3 separate regions of the Mus musculus genome follow, and all the other regions are linked to region 1. The links are chromatin loops, found by intact Hi-C in ENCODE. Cell type or tissue: left cerebral cortex. All regions are shown on one strand. Links, peaks and the distances in the headings refer to the core of each region. The heading gives the core; the rest is flanking DNA.

Region 1 (5,395 bases), core at 261-5,260:
AAGTTTTGTTTATATTTGAATTATATAAATTAGCTTTAAAATACAAAAGAGTAGAGCTGGGAGATGTCTCACTTGGCAAAGTGCTTATCAAGGAAGCACAGAGACCTGCCTTCATTCACTAGGACTTAGGTTTTTGTTTTTTTTTTAAAGCTAGGTGTGAGGGACTGGAAAGATGGTTTGTCCATTAACAGCACTGCCTGCTCTTCCAGAAGACCCAGGTTCAAATCCAGAACACACATGGCAGCTCACACCCTTATGCAACCCCAGTTCTGATAATTCAACATCCTCTTTGGAGAAACTGCTCCCATGTGGTACACAAACATACATATTGCCCCAAACCCATACACAAAAAAATGAAAAATGCAAATTCCCAAAGCCAGGTGTAGTGGCACATGTTCTAACCTAGTGCTGAGAGGTAGATCCATGTGGCTCACTGGCCATCAAGTCCAGCTTACTGGTCAAATTCCAGGTCAACAAGAGACCGTATCCAAACAAACAAACCAACCTTTTGATTAAAAACGAACATTAGTATAGCTACTCCTTAAGGCTCAGAGAAGTGGTTTGTCATTTTAAAGCCTGTAACCATGTTGAATGGTAGGTCTTCCAAAATCCTTTTCTTGGATGTGTCAGAATCCCTGAGAAATGGAGGGAGGTAAAGCTACCTTCATGCCAGGGGCAAATTAAAAGATCACAGAACTCCAGTGAGACTATCGTGAGAGGGGAAGAAAGAATAGAATTCCTTTCCTTCCGAGCCAAGTCCAATCAGAGAGCTGTCTTTACAACATCTTCAAGGCATAGTCTTGTTAGGGCTTATTCACGTGAGAACCGCAGCAAGCCTGACATACAGTCAAAGAACTGCTGCTGACTTCAGGAGGCTGGGTTTCAAAGTCTAAGAATTAAGTGACATTTGGTGTCCTCACCTGCTAAGATTGGAAGTGTCTCCATATATTTTTAATAGTTAATTGAGATCCCATATGTGGGAGGAAGGATTTAGTTCTGGTATGTAATGCTAGCTTTAATGTTGATCTTATATAACTTTTCTTCATTAAAAAAAGTAATCTCCAGGCCTTTATCTCCACCAAAGAAAATCTAGCACCAGACATGGGCATTAACTGTGCATGCACAAGACCTCAGATATCTCCAGAGCAGTCAGCAGGGGAGGCAGAATGGAGAATTTCTATGCTACACATCTTAAGGTGATCAGGATTTGAATCTATGACTTCTACACCAAAGGCAAACAAGATTTTCTCTAGTTCACACTTACTGCTAATCAGTAAGTTTCTTCTAGCTCCCTGTAGTGGCCATCCCACAAAATGCCTTGGCTCATCATTAGCATCCTGCCGTCCCAGAACACCTCACAAATATATAATTTGGGGCTTCTTGTCCCTTTTCACATTATTTAGCAGGATGCTGTCACTAGGAAGATGTTTTTTCCCAGTATTACTCTCATTGATGAAGATGTCACATCCAGGACCCTAATGACATCCTTTCGTCTGTGTTCCCTAGCCCCAATCCAATCACTGGGTGCCTTCCGAAGTGCCAAACTTGTGGTGGCAAATGGTTCAAGAAGACCAGATGAACACAAGTGAAAAGCCACTGTTCATTGCTTCTGTGCTGCACCTCTGCCTTTGAGAGCAGAAAATGAATACACAGTGATGGAAAAGGAGGGTCTGGCCTGGACCTCAGACACTGATTCTCATGTCATGCTGTCTAAGGCCCACCTCTCATCATTCTTGCCAGTGGCAGCCTGTATCATTATTTGTTTCTAGGCATTGAAGACTAATACGTTATCAGCCTCTATAACAGCATGCAATCATAACAGGCCTGCAAAAAGTATTTGTTGTATGGAGAAGAAAATGAACTGCATTAAATAAAGTAACATCTTAGGTGTGTTTTAGTCTTAGGATTAATTGTTTTCATCTCAGCAAGAGGGTATCTCTCAAAAAAATGTTAAAACCTCCCCTAAGAGCATAAATGATCTGAAATTATTCATACACACAGTCAGTAGGGCAACACCCTTTTGCTTAACGCCATCTGATTATCAATGGTAATTGACCCATCTAGGGGAACATTCTAAAATGTGAGTTTAAGCAAAGCTCTTTCCAGCTATGTGTATACACAGTAATGACCACCTGTGTGCACATTGCAGATCAGAATTAAACCACCCTGAATCATCCATTAGAATCATGATATGCGAGCAGAGACTAGAAATGTTCTTAGTACCATTCTGCTCACGTGCCTGTTTTCTGAAACCCAGGACTGCGTGGTGCTTATTTTCTTCCTGATGTGTAGATTGCAATTATTTCCTACACTACAGCCATGAGAGGTCTGAGCCAACCACCAGGGTCATGGAAGATTTCTCCTTGTTCATATGCATGTGACAGAGAAGCTTCTTTGAACCAAACTTGATCTCTTTCAAAAGAGTTAGAGTTAAGCCTCTAACTCTTGGGAGTGGCAGTGGGAACAGCCAGAGGGCGGTGAGCTACCTCTGATCCTCTAGAGATCATTTGAGCACATTTGGCAATCACTTGGCTTCTGTTGAAAACAAGTCCTTCTAATTACACTTCTGCCAATGGAAGACAAAAAGGCAGCACTTGGGCTTAGAAAGGTCACGGTGACATGCCAGTGTCAGGGCTGTGATTGTGGTTTCCTATTGAGTACAGGCCCGCTGATGGGAGAGCCACACACCCGGCTGAGGAACCCATTCACGGGAATGGAATCTCAACAGGCTGCAGAGCGATTTGCTGTTCTCCTAAACGGTATCTCGCCTGTAATAATTTTTGACACTAGAAATAAAATACTAACACGTTTTGGTTCTTCTTTCTGTACTCTGCACTACATTTAGATGAGCTAGGTAGGAAAGGCTCAGTGAATGCAGGGTTTCTTCCATGCTACAGGGTTTTCCAACTGCCTCAAAGACAAAGGAGGCAGAACATACAGATGTTTGCTCCTTGCTGCACAGAGTTGTGGACTAACTCCTTTGGTGTCTCTGGAATGCAAATTTTCTTTCACAGTTTAGCAGTCTTTTTTGGATTTCAGCACAGTGAACTAACACTTTCCTGGATTCCAAGACCTCCAGAGAACCAGATGGATGAGAGGAACTGGGAAAAAGAACCCACACTGTTTGAAAAAGGTATGAATTTCTCACTCTGCATTTAGCCAAAAAGCTCTGAAAACTAGAAGAGCGAAATCACTTTTGGTTTGTTCAAATGCATGCCATCCCAGTTGTTGGTGGGGTGTAAGAAAAGAAAAGTCCAAAGTGATTTGGTGGTTTGGAGTCTGTGTTCAGTTTTAGCTGGGAAGCAGATTTTAACAGAGACGGTGTGTTTACTATCAAAGGAAAGAAAGTATAGAGGAGATTGCTCAAGAGATCATTCTGAGTGTCTGTGCTCTGACACGAGGGAAGGCTTTCGAAGGCCAGCTCTAAGTGGACAGTTTGGTCCTTCTGGATCCCTATGGGACCTTCCCTTTGCAGACAGGTATCCCATTCTCCAGTCTTCGCTCAGAAACCAACCCAAACTTCTCTGTGTTCTTGCTCTTCATTAATTGGGACCTCTGCTCTGAGATTTTCCTTTCCAAAGGTCAAGGGCGTACAGCTGTTACCTCTGTTACTGTTTTCTCCATTCTTCTGCCCTTTCACACAGCGGTCCTGTATTCTTTAAGGCAGTGACCTGCATAGAGTGTTACCTCTTTACATGAAATCTACAAAGAGGGATACAGCAAAATGTACTCCATCATCCTTTGTGACACGTGCTGAAGAGCTGGGCTACTGAGACAGACCTAGTCAATGGAGTCTTGTGGCTCTGGATGACTCTCTGCAGCACACACAAAATGCTTTTCTCTTGAATTGCCACAGGATGGTTCTACATCAGTGTTATTACATTGAAGAGTCCACCTTTAGTTGGGGCACATCAATGAGAAGCCCTACTTGTTCCAAGGTAGCTGATCAGTAGTCCAGGCCTCTGAGAGGCCTCAGTTCAGAACACTCAGCACTGTCTATGACCTAGAGCTTCCTGGCTGAGAGACTACCAGACCCCTGACCAACTGGATATAGGAGGGAAAAAGATTGCTTTGTGACCAAAAATTTTTTTTTTTATCAAGCAGTTATGGTGGCTGTCATATTAAGACAGCATAGCTTCCATATATGTAAAAGCTGTTCAAAGTTAGACATTTAAACTTATTTTATGTTGGTGGCACTAGATATGTTTCACAAAACACAGTAGAAATTGTTTGGTAAATACCCAAATGAATGGCTGAATGTAATAATGAATGAAAAATACACATGGAAGTCTCATGATCAATGGACTGTAAATTCCAAAAGAGAGTTTTATTCAAAATGACAGGGTATGCTGAGTGAAAATACTGACAAACCAGAAGGTAAGAATACATATCAGACTTTCCTTCTCCATAGAGTGGGTGATGGGGTTTTCAAGTCTTGCAAGTCATTATTTATTCCAGGAAACAACATGAGCATCCGGGTGCAGGATCATGCATGGTGATTCATTCTCTTCCAGAGCACCTACTGCTATTCTTTGTTTGTTTGTTTGTTTTGTTTTGTTTTGTTTTCGAGACAGGGTTTCTCTGTTTAGTCCTGGCTGTTCTGAAACTCACACTGTAGACCAGACTGGCCTCAAACTGAGAAATCCACCTGCCTCTGCTTCCCAAGTGCTGTGATTAAAGGAGTGTGCCACCACTGCCCGGCAACCTACTGCTATTCTTAACATCTTTGAATGCGAAGACAACAACTTTCATTAATAGGAAAATGGATAAATAAATTAGTGGGAAAAAAAGAGAAGAGAACTTTCTTGAATTTTTTTTCAATTAACAAAAGCAATATATTTCTTTAGCTGCATAACCAAGAATTTATAGCAGTTAAAAGTTTCACAGAGGACTAGGGCAGTGTATTAGAGTAAGTGAGATCTTGGTCTTTATCTGTGCCAGTCGGTTTGGTGAGTACATTTCCTGCATAGCACCCCTAGTTGGTGAGGGCTTATCTAGCCTGAAATTATCATTTCTAGGGACAGTAGACTCTTTTGGAAGGTATCCATTCTACTGGCCCACTTAATTGTTAGAAGATTATATTTAATCTTCCTTCTGTCCTCTATAAGCAAGTCTGTTGCTTTTCTATGCAACAACCCTAAAGAGTACTGAAAATATTGTCTTTTTTGAGCCTTCTCTTGGGATAACTACCTGGAATCTTTCCACCCTTTCTTATGGGCTATTTCTGTCTCTTATCCCCCCAACCACTATTCTCAGCACAAGTTCCAGTTTATCTTGGATCCCTTCAACACATGGCGCCCAGAATAGAACACAGAACTGTAGGCTCTAGAGCTAGTGTGTGTCCTGCATACCCCTGCCTAAGTAGTGCAGTCACAAATGGCATTTAGGTTTCTGT
Region 2 (5,395 bases), core at 103-5,102, 290 kb before region 1:
TGTCATGAAAACCACCCCAGATACCATGTCAGAGCTGGGAACAGTGTGGACGAGGAAATGAACTTTAATAGATGGAATCTGATTATTTAGCAATAATTGAAGATGGAGCACTGGGCACAGCACACTTAGAGAAATAGTTTAGGAAAAGAATAAAATTTAGAGACAATTCAGCCTCTTGCTAAATTAGCATATTATTCATTGGTTTGAGATCTCCAGATATATCAATCCCTTAACAGGTTTTGCAAAGTCACTTAAAATCTGGCCAAGGTACTCTCCCCACTTCTGCCCATTCAAGTTAGGGTGAGAGCACTGTCTCAGCTTCCTGGTCTTCACTGCTTTCTATATCAGATCACCTGGTACCTTATTGACTTGAATACATCTGCCAGATTCTCTGTTGTGGAACAACTCGCTGGATATATCGTTGATGGATATATCATTTTTCAATAGATGAACTAACTTAGAACTAGAGCACTTTATCCAGCTTCACCTGGCCTCCAGAACTACTCCTCAAACACTGGGGTATTACGTGTCAGCATTTTGCTGCCTCATAAACCTTTTGGTTTTCTTCTTGGAGAGTCAACAATTATATATATATATATATATATATATATATATATATATATATATATATATATATATATATACACACACACACACACACACTATATGGACAACTATGGGAATTGCTCTTCTATATTTTTCCCTCCACAACACTCCACAGGGACCCCTTGTCATGGGGACTGCCCCACCATTTAAAGTATAAAATGATACATTCAGAACTGCTTTTTGTGACTGTTCCAAGGAGTGGTTCATTTATGTACACAGCATGGTGAACTTGTGTGCACATCGGTCCTCTGCGGCTGTGCTGAAGAAAGCAGGCGAATCTACTCCTTACCCCATAGGACGAGGCTGTATCACAGCATCATGACACCATGCTCAGCCTGGGCTGCAGTGTCAAGTGCAGCCCAGACATCATCAAGTACACGTCAGCCTGCTGTGGGGATCAACATTGTCTCATAAAAGACCACAGGGCAAGCAAGTCCCTGGAAGAGAGCAGCAGATTAAACCTACAGGTCCTGCCAAGTCAAACACAAACGTTTTAGTTATGAGCAGATCACCTTAGAATGGCCAGAGATCCTGGACACCAGAGGGTAGCAAAACAAGAAAGAAAATGTGAGCAAACAGAAAGAGATACTGTGAGAAATACAGAGGCACCTGATCTCAGAGTGGAGATGTCGAGGAAGACTTTGCTCAAATGGTCATCACTTATAGAGGTAAGCACAGTGCTTGAGTCATTAATAGTCCAAAATACTCTCAGCTGTGATGAGAGTCCAGCTTCCCCTCCATTTCATAAGTGATGGAACTCAGGCACAAAAACTTTCAAGTGTCCAAAATCACTAAACTATGAGCGATGAGATGTAAGGTTCAAACATAGGCCTATCTAATCTAGAGCCTATGCTACTAGCCACAAAGACTGCTCAGGCCCCGTCCAACTCTAACTACTCTGAGATTCCTAGAATATTGAAATAGTAAGAAAAGGATTACATAGTAATTAATGGAGCTGAGTTCATCACCTCCCCTTTGTCCTCCAGTGGAATCCCTATGCTTGTGACTACAGCCCATCCAACCAAGTTTCAAGTTTGCGGTGTGTCAGTATGTATGTGTTCATGGATCTGACAGGGCTGGTTCACTTCAAGTAACCAAGTATGTCTTTGGACAGCTCTTGTCAAGATCCATAGAAGCGCCAATTCCAAAAATATGTTCCTTTAGTGGTTTTTTAGGGTTCTCTGCTTTGCACGGATTGACAATGTGGTAACAAGAGACATTCTGGAGACTGGATTTAATGCAACCATATGCTAGACAGAATGAGAACCCATATTGCAGCAGGCCAGCCGGTACATTTCCATGTTAACAGAAGCTTGATTGCAAATTACATTTAGTCTCAACAGCTCAGTTCACTGCACACAGATGCCATGGGGGACTGTAAAGTTAGCGAGATGTGGGGGAGTACGACTAACATTTTTTTTTTTGAAAAAAAAAAAAAATCCTTTAGCTGATAGAATGCCAAAAAGCATCAGCGCTGATGCTCAAAAGAAAATGCTTCTATATTTGTTTTGCCAGAAAAGGAAAAAATAATCATTGTCGCGAGTTGTTAGTCAAATTATGAATACGAGCGTGGCTGGTAATTGTCTGATAATACAAACAGTGATATTAGGGCTGTCAGATGCTGCACACATTGCATGACAGCTAATGCGTACATGCTCTCTGAACGCGGAGGAGCGCCACTGATTCTAACAGTCAGGGAGGCAGAAGGGCAGTGATTAAGGGAAATGTCGCTGGATTCTGGCCTCTTGTCCAGAGCTGGAACTGAGTCAACTTCCTGAAGTGTGGTCAACATCTCTGTGCTGGGGAGAATCTGTGTAATTGTGGAAAGACACAGTGTGGGTTTGAGCTGCAAATTCGTCTCATTTGCTGCGTAGCCCTGAGTAACCTCTATCCTCATAGGTTTTTCCACTTCTAAAACGGGAGTGATAATTTTCTGCCATGTTGTTGTCCTGGGGTTATTGTGAGGGTCTGCTCAGGGCTTTGGTTGTCAGCGTAAGTAAACCACATGGTACTCACTGAAACTGGAAGTTGTCTGGCTGGCTAAGCTTCTATTTGCTATGATTTTAAGAGCAGAGCTGGGATGCTCTCTTGTCCATTTTCTCGTGGCTGGAATCAATTTTTATTTAAATCTAAGTACATCTTTTAATTATAATTAGTCACTATAATTCCCTTTCCAAGCATTTGATCAGAAAGTACCGCTCCTCTAGATGCCTCGCGGACTTGTTGGCTCTGTGCCTCACCTGCTCAGGGGGGCTTCTGATAGCTTCTGAGCAAATCCTGTCGTGTCCTGCCACATGTGTATAATGTCTCCATTCTCTCCATCTCCTGATTCTGCATATTGCAGGCCATGACAGAGATAGTTTGTTAAACAGTGTATGTCTTCCCAGGACGGCTTGTAATTAAGTATGGCCATGACTAGGTTGTAACCAAGAAAGAAGACAAGAGATAAGATAGAAAACCTCTAGACCTCACCTTGAGTACGACATAGAAGGAAAGAGATGGGGGAGCAAAGCCAACAATGAAGGACCCCCAGGCTTCAAGTGACTTCCTGAAGGTTTAGCTCATCCCCCACGAATTGGGCTGAGAAGAGAATGAGGAACAAAAGTCCACTTTCCTAACCTCCAAAGTCAGTTGACTAGCTATTAGAGTAGCTGCCTCACCTTAACATCCAAGTGCCTTCAGGTTCACACAGGGCTCTGATACCAGAAGCAATAGCACACGGTGTGGTAGGCATAAAAGAGGATACCCTTACTCAGGCCAGCATCTCTGCCCATGCCATGCCTGTCCTACCACCTTGTGAGAACCCTACTGACCATTTGTTTGAGTTGAGGCCAAAGCTAGTCCACACCGGGACTAGTCCAGCACAGCCAATCAACAAGGAGTTCTGTTCTCAGCTGAACCTGGATGCTTATGTCAAGCAGTGCTTTGTACAGCTTAAAACACCTTTCTGGGGTCTACTGTCACATGGCTGCTGCTGTTGTTCACCATTTCGGTTTGGGCCTTTCCTTACACCGCCCCCCCCCCACACACACACACAAACATTTGTAAAGCTTCTCAAGATGGCTTTTGCTGTCATTTGCCGGATTTTTGCATACTTCTCAGTCTACTCCATTGACATTTGAATTGGCATTGGGTCATTTGATCAGTGAACTCAGAGGAGATTCTCAGAGTTTTCCACGGTGGCTTCAATGCTGACAGCCATGCAAAGAGAGTCTCTGTTAGGAAAGGGAAGCCTGAGTTTGAGTTCTGGCTCTTTGAATATAATGAAACAATCATTATTAGTCAGTCTGTCTCTGAAATAGGTATAAATGAAGATAGGAAAATCAGTCCTGGAATATTGCTGGCTTAAACCACTTTGTTCAGAATTTCATCTGTGTCCCTACCCCAGTACCTGATATGTGTTAGGCCCTCGTCAAAGATGGCTGAGTTACCGAATACTGTTTTAGAAATCAAATAAGGTAATAAACAAACAAACAAACAAAAACGCTCCATAAATTCTGCAGTAGAGTATTCAGGGAAGTGTTATTATGGCACAGATGGGGAATTCATGGACTGTCCCCAAACTGAAGAGTTACTTGGCTATTTTAAGATGTTGGAAGACACTTTCCCAAGTGTATTTCAAGTGTACATCAGTTGTGTGGTCCAGTGCTGTAATGCAAATGAGGCCTGTAAGAGAGGCAGTGTGCTATCTTATTAGAGGTAAAAGGAAGAAAGGCCTGGAATGTTCCTTAGTAGAAAGGCATAAAGCATAAGAGAGGAATCTTGTACTTGCTTGTTAAAACAAATAAGATTTTTTTTTCCTGCAAAGGAATCTCTCCTTTGGAATGTAGACTTGAAAAGGAATGTTGCTCCAAAGAGTGACTATTGATTTCCTAAGAGGTTCCCTATTTATTTATTTATAGTTTCACCAGGTCTGCAAAATGACTCGAGGCAGAATTTGTCAAAAGTGACCCATCCAATTGACAATGTACTAATCAAATCCTGACCTCAAAGATGGTGGTTTAAGGAAAAGTGGTATGGTATGTGCAAACCTCACTACGCATGACACTCAGAGCTAGTCACTTTCCTGACACAGCTTTCCAATCACCGAAGGACTGAGAACAGTGGCCTCTGGCAAGAAAAAAATCCAACAGACAACAAGAAAGGAGAAGGGAAGGTGTACCCACGTCCTGCTTCACCGTGGCGCTTCTCCCTCTGGTTCCTGCCATTTCCTCATCTAGCTGCTTCTTTGCCTTCACATTCTGACAAGTTCTCTTTCCTAAATGCATTTGTTGTTGTCCATCCCCAAAACACTCAATGGAAAGGATTCGAGCAAGTCTAATAGTCTTCTAGAAACTCCTAGAGGGCCCATCCGTCCCAACAGGACTCAATGCAATGCCTCACACAGACAGCTACTTGGTAATGTAGGACGTTGATCAGTAGGGAACCTCTCCTTAGGAGTTCCTCTTTCCCAAAAGCCCTCTCCCAGGAGACTCCTGAACTATATCTGTAAATATGTTGTCATCTCTCTTTGGCTTCCCTTTTCCCATGTTTCCAAGGCAGTAGCAGCAAAGATTAAAGGGGGCTGGGCACACTGTGTAGAACGATAGGTTGCTTCATTGTAGAGAGTTCATCGGGCTTCAGTCTAAATTATCCCATGTTGTAAGGATATGAAAGAGACCATCAACATGCCACACCCTGGGTTCACAAGGAAGAGAAATACATAGCTCCCATTTCTTAGAAGACCTTAGAATTGTTGGCAGATAGACTCAAATACACACAACCAGCATGTAATTTTTAAATTACAGTA
Region 3 (5,395 bases), core at 170-5,169, 78 kb before region 1:
GGGGTCTCTAGGTGCACCAACTGGCCCCCTAGTTCCCTGTGTGACTTTAAGTGAGACTCACCACCTTCCTGAGCATCAATCATCCCATGTCTTACATGTTGGTGTTGGATCACAGCAGAGCTATGCAGCTGTGTTCCATGAAGCCAAGAGATCCAGGCAGGGAACACACAGGCTCCATCCTGGCAGATGCTCGGGGAAAGAACAAAGAAGCAGAACTTGATCCTTGATCCTCTGTAGCTTGGAGCAGTTCTGTTGTTAAGTTTAGTATGTTGGGTTTCCCTATAAGATTTTATTTGAAAGTCACAATAAGAGAGGAAATCAAAAAGAAAGGGAGCCAAGGAGAGCGTGAGGCTGGATGGTCTCCAGCCTGTTGCAGGCTGGCTGCTGTTTTCTGACTCACCCCAGTGTTCTGCCCACACTTTCAAGAACCACTTCCCTTCCTCTCTGCCACCATCTCAGGGAAGAATCCATAGCGTACGTAAGCCCAGAAAAAAGCCACTGCTTAGATCTCATTTCCCAGCTCTGAAGAGTGCTGGCTCACAGAGAAGAAAATTGGGGGATTTTGTGGGCTGAGTGGGAGGAGACCTGAGGCCCAGGGCTGTAAATCAGGCTTGGAGGTTTGGATTCCCAGCAGCCTGACCTTCAGACACCCTTCCCTCCTCCGGATACCTTCATGCTCACACTCAGGCACAGGGAAGCATGCCCAGCTTCACACTGCCCCTGGAAGCAGGGCCCACTTGGAAGAGCTGTTTTGATTTTTCAGGAAAAATTGCTCATAGCCAAACTTCCCTCCCCAAGACCAACACAGGCAGGGATTTCCTACGTGCTTGAACAAGGAATATTCTGGAAGTCTGTTGGCCACCGTCTGGCCAAAAAAAAAAAAAAAAAAAAAAAAAAAATTAAAACACAACAATAATAATACAAAAAACCCCACATAGCTAACATACCCACCTGAGGTAGAGTATCATATATAATTTTATTTTTGTTCCCTAAATAAGCCCTTCTGCTGCCAGTCTCAGTACATCTCAGATAGGCCTACTTGCCCATTGCCGACTCCACATGGCATGTCTCTCAGTTCCCCAATCCACAAATCCAGGAATTTCACAAGCTTGGGAAGTTGGCACACCAGAGAAACTGATTTCTTTTGCCCTTGCACAATTCCCCTGTCGATAGAGTGCGTCTTTCTGACAGGAAAGAGTTGGCTGAAACTACTAAACCTGTGTGGGGTGCTGGTGTGGGAGTCAAGGGTGCAAGTCCCTGGTCTTCCCTCTCTGTGGTCACCAGCGAGTCGCTTCCTCCTTCTAGGCCTGCTTAAAGACAAGGCTCCTCCATTCAGGTAGTTTGTATGCATAGCTTTCCTTGACCAAGTCTCAGCTGAAGGCAATGTGGAATACCTCGGCGGAAAATGATTCCGGAGATCGCTAAAACATCTGTTGTCGAAATCAGTCTTGCTTCCGGCAGCAGAACAATCCCTCATCCCCCGAAATCCCAGTGTGTCGAAGGTGAGGCTTGTAAGGACCAACTCAGAAGGTGAAAGCTCTGGTAGCGGTTACACCGCAGGTCTTGGAGCAGAGGCCGGTAAGTGCAGGTCTAGAGGGGCTCCTAAGAGAGCTTTTACCTAAATTAGGATTTAAAAGCCATGAACTTCTTGGACAAGGAAGAAAAGGAACACAGAAGAAGAAATATGGAAGGCAGGGAATTGGGGAATTTTCAGAAAGAGTCCCCCCAATGACTACAAAATGTGGGCTGAGAGAAGGGGCACAAAGTGGTGTTCCCTAGGAACATGTATGTTCGTCTAGACTATCGATTCTCAACCGTCCTAATCCTGTGACTCTTTAATACAGTCCTCCCTTATGGGTGGTGATCCCCAATCATGAAGTTATTTTTGTTGCTACTTCATAACTGTAATTGTACTACTGTTATGAATCGTAATGTAAATATGTGTATTTTCTTATGGTCTTAGGCTACCCCTATTTAGGTACCATTCGACCTCCAAAAGGATCACGACTCTTAGGTTGAAACATGTTGGGCTTTAGGGCTTACATTTTTTCCTCTCAAAAACAATGAGGAGGAACTACTCCAAGGGACCACGTTCGTATTTTAGAAATCTTATTCTGGCTGTCTTGTACGACCTGATTTTGAGAAGGAAGATAAAATAAAAGAGAAGGCAGGGAGATCCTTCAGGGAGCAAGGAGCAAGAGGTGACAGCACCCTGTGCATAATGGCAATGAAGAAGAGGAAATGAAAAGTGTGTAGTAAGGGCTGTTACTGAATGAGCGCTCCCATCTCTAACTTTCTAGGACTCCGCAGCTAAAGAAATCTGAGCAGGCATCTCACCTCCCATTTTTGCCCGCCCCTCCTCCCACCTCCCACATTCTGTGAAGTCTGGCTGGCCCCTCCCACTCCTCCCCCATCTCAGGCAGGAGGCTTAGATAATAGGTGTGGCATCGGGCCCAGGCATTCCCACCGTCTTCTCCACCATCACATTCTGCTGCTTGAGCAGTTGGCCGCCTCCATGAGTGTTAATTGGAGAGACATCTGAAGTGACCAGACTGGTTATGCAGCCGCCATGATAGACACACTCCATCTGCTTCAACCAGGCGCTTCTCAGCGCACAGGGAGGCCGGCCTGATTCCTCTTGCCCAGGGCTTGTTAGGAGTTACACTCAAAGTTAGCTTCCTCGGCTTTGAAGTGGAAACTGCTTCAAAAAACATCAAGTACAGACATCCTTCAGTTTGGTGAGGAGGAAATTAAGGCCCAGTCTTGCCATAGGTTAGATGCAGAGCTCACAGCCAGGTTTCCATCTGTCCTTCAACACACTGGGTGTGACACTTGCTACGGCCCTTCTAGATCATGAGTTGACCAACTTAGTTTCCTACTATCACTATCCCTTCCCCACTCAGTGACAAGGGCTTGACCTTCACATGTCATTTTCCTTAGCAACTGTTAATTTCTTCAGCATTTTAAATGAAACTTATTTTATCATTTAACAGAGGGGATGTTAAAAGTCATCTACTCTAATGGTTCTGGCATGCTTTAAAACTTATTTGGTTAGTCTTGCTTTTAGCAGCAGAGGCTTTATCAACTCATCAAATAGAGGCTGGGAAAGGCCTGGAAAGGGGAGTGTTTGGGTGGCTATAATACTGAGTAACATATTTAAATATTATATAATACTGTATACTATATATATATGCCATATATATATACCATATATATATATATACATGGAATACTGAGTGACAGTCTGACTAGAGTAAGCTCTTTTAACTTCAAATGCATAACTTGCCCCAACTGTTCCCACAATTCCTGCTGCCACCCATCCCTGTCTCTGCCATTGGTAGGGGCAGCCAATATCAAAAAGTGAATAGATAACCCTTCTTGTTTCAAGCCCTAAAATCCTCCAGTAGAATCTTTCAATATGACCTAATCTTGGTATATAGCACTTTCTAGTTACTAGTATATAAATATGACATTCCCTGCAAAGAAATCTGTATATGCCCATTTTACAGAGAAAAGAGAAACTGTCCCTCCGGCAGTATGCAATGGAGCTGAGATCCACATCTCCATACCCATTGCCTATCCCAAGATTAATTGGCCAGTGAGTGCTGCTGTACCTGTTCATTCCGGAAAAAGAACTACAGGTTCAGGCCAGCTTTTGAACTATTTTCTAATCATGAATAACAGAGAACCCCTGTTGCTAAGCTGCAGCATTTACAAATAACCCTGGATCTCTGTTGATTGTACTTCATCAACAAGGGAGATGGAAGCCATTAAGGAGGTCCACCTGGGACTTGTAATTAAGTCGGAGCAAAAGTACTTTGAGGAACTAACAACAAAAGAAGGAAGTCGTTGTCCTTCTGAAAGTCAGAATCTACTTCCTTAGAGTCTGAGAAGGTCTGTTTGTTTAGACCATCCAAGTCAAAAGCACAGAGCTGGGCGGTGGTGGTGTACACACCTTTAATCCCAGCACTTGGGAGGCAGAGGGAGGCAGAGCTCTGAGTTCGAGGCCAACCTTGTCTACAGGACAACCAGGACTGCTACGCTCTCCGGTCGAGTCAACTGGACAAGCCAAAAGGCTTAAAAGTCACTCATGAGGCAAAAGAGTTTCAAGGAAGCTCTCCTCCTGGAGTCTAGCGTTCCCTACCCATACAGTAATTTTTTCATTCCCGCGTTCCATTCCCGCGTTAGTCTAGTGTATAGATCCACGTGCTCTCTTTCAATATTTTCCTATTATAAGTGCTTTTTAAAATTGAATTCTGACATGGCTTAAGCCTTCCACCAGTGTTGCAACAGTCCAAGGGCATCCTTGACCAAGATCAAGGGTTTAGAATTCAGCAAGATTGTAAAAGCTAAGTCACTCCCTTACATAGGAATTTACCATCACTTAAAAAGAAGGAAGTTTCAGACCAAAGGAGAAACTAGAATAGATACTATAGCAGAGTTACACCCATACACACGTATTTACAATGGCCTAAGGGGAAGGTGGACTATACAAGAGACTAAAATAGGAACTGTGGCAAGGACGCGAAGCCCTTGACCCTGGCTTCTAAGATTAGTGAATTTTAGGTGGAGCCCTTGTTGATCCCAGCTGTTATCAATGTATTCTATCCTGGGTGGTTCCCGTTAGACCTTTTGTGTTTACATTCCTCTGTTTTATGTAAGATTCCAGTTACCTCAATTGTACCTTGCTAATATGTCACCCAACTTCCTTATTGTCCTCTGCATAAAAAGCCTGATGCTCGAGTTGTAAAATTACACTCAGATTCCACACGAACTCTCCTGTGTGTGTGTCTGTCTGTCATTCATCCACGCTTTGCCCACCTGCATCGAGAGACCCCGTTTCACGCAGACACAGGGACCCAGAAGGTCTGCGGCACAGGACTACACAGAGAAACCCTGTGTCAACAGAACGAAACAAAACAAAACAAACAAAAAAGGAGGGACACATAATTATGTATGACAGACAATGAAATCAAAAAGGGGCTACAGATGGGATACCAGGAGATCTGACAGCTGATCCTGGTAGGCCCAGTCACCAGCTGGGCAGAGGCAGCTCCTCCTCTGTCTGAGAGTGATAAGACCATACCCGAGGAAAGCTCAGAACTAGGTCATCCCTTTTGTGTCCCAATAGACACTTTCACATTGGATAAAAATCTGCTATTGTGGTCCTGATGGAAGAGATGTACTTTTTATGAGATCATCCTGGTTTTTACCATGCAGCAAGTAAATTGCTTGATAAATGACAGCTGTCTGGTTCTTGGAAGCAAATAGCAACTTCCCATGTTAATAATAGTGAGGAGACAATAAGAAAAACAGCAATAATTATTCATGTAAATATTATATTAAAATAACTATTATTACTTTAAGGGCAGAACATAAAAATAGCTTTTAGTCT

What was found. Peaks named below come from ENCODE experiments on the same cell type or tissue, not always from the same donor. Only the 100,000 strongest peaks of a DNase experiment are listed, where the experiment ranks them.
Region 2: a loop joins it to region 1, with 8 times the contacts of the local background. A loop is called at or near these places in 4 of 42 quality-filtered maps.
Region 3: a loop joins it to region 1, with 4 times the contacts of the local background. A loop is called at or near these places in 5 of 42 quality-filtered maps.

The regions. Positions count from the first base shown.
Region 1 is chr16:24,958,777-24,964,171 of GRCm38, reverse strand. All of the region lies in intron 10 of Lpp (LIM domain containing preferred translocation partner in lipoma), which reads right to left. Among named protein-coding and RNA genes, the nearest start is that of Gm52245, 20 kb to the right of the region's middle. In left cerebral cortex, for the core only: no CTCF peak of the experiment used is centred there; DNase peaks (open chromatin) are centred at 3,097 and 5,223.
Region 2 is chr16:25,252,303-25,257,697 of GRCm38, reverse strand. No RefSeq gene overlaps it. Among named protein-coding and RNA genes, the nearest start is that of Tprg, 32 kb to the left of the region's middle. In left cerebral cortex, for the core only: no CTCF peak of the experiment used is centred there; DNase peaks (open chromatin) are centred at 1,869 and 2,263.
Region 3 is chr16:25,037,185-25,042,579 of GRCm38, reverse strand. No RefSeq gene overlaps it. Among named protein-coding and RNA genes, the nearest start is that of A230028O05Rik, 20 kb to the left of the region's middle. In left cerebral cortex, for the core only: no CTCF peak of the experiment used is centred there; DNase peaks (open chromatin) are centred at 417 and 2,471.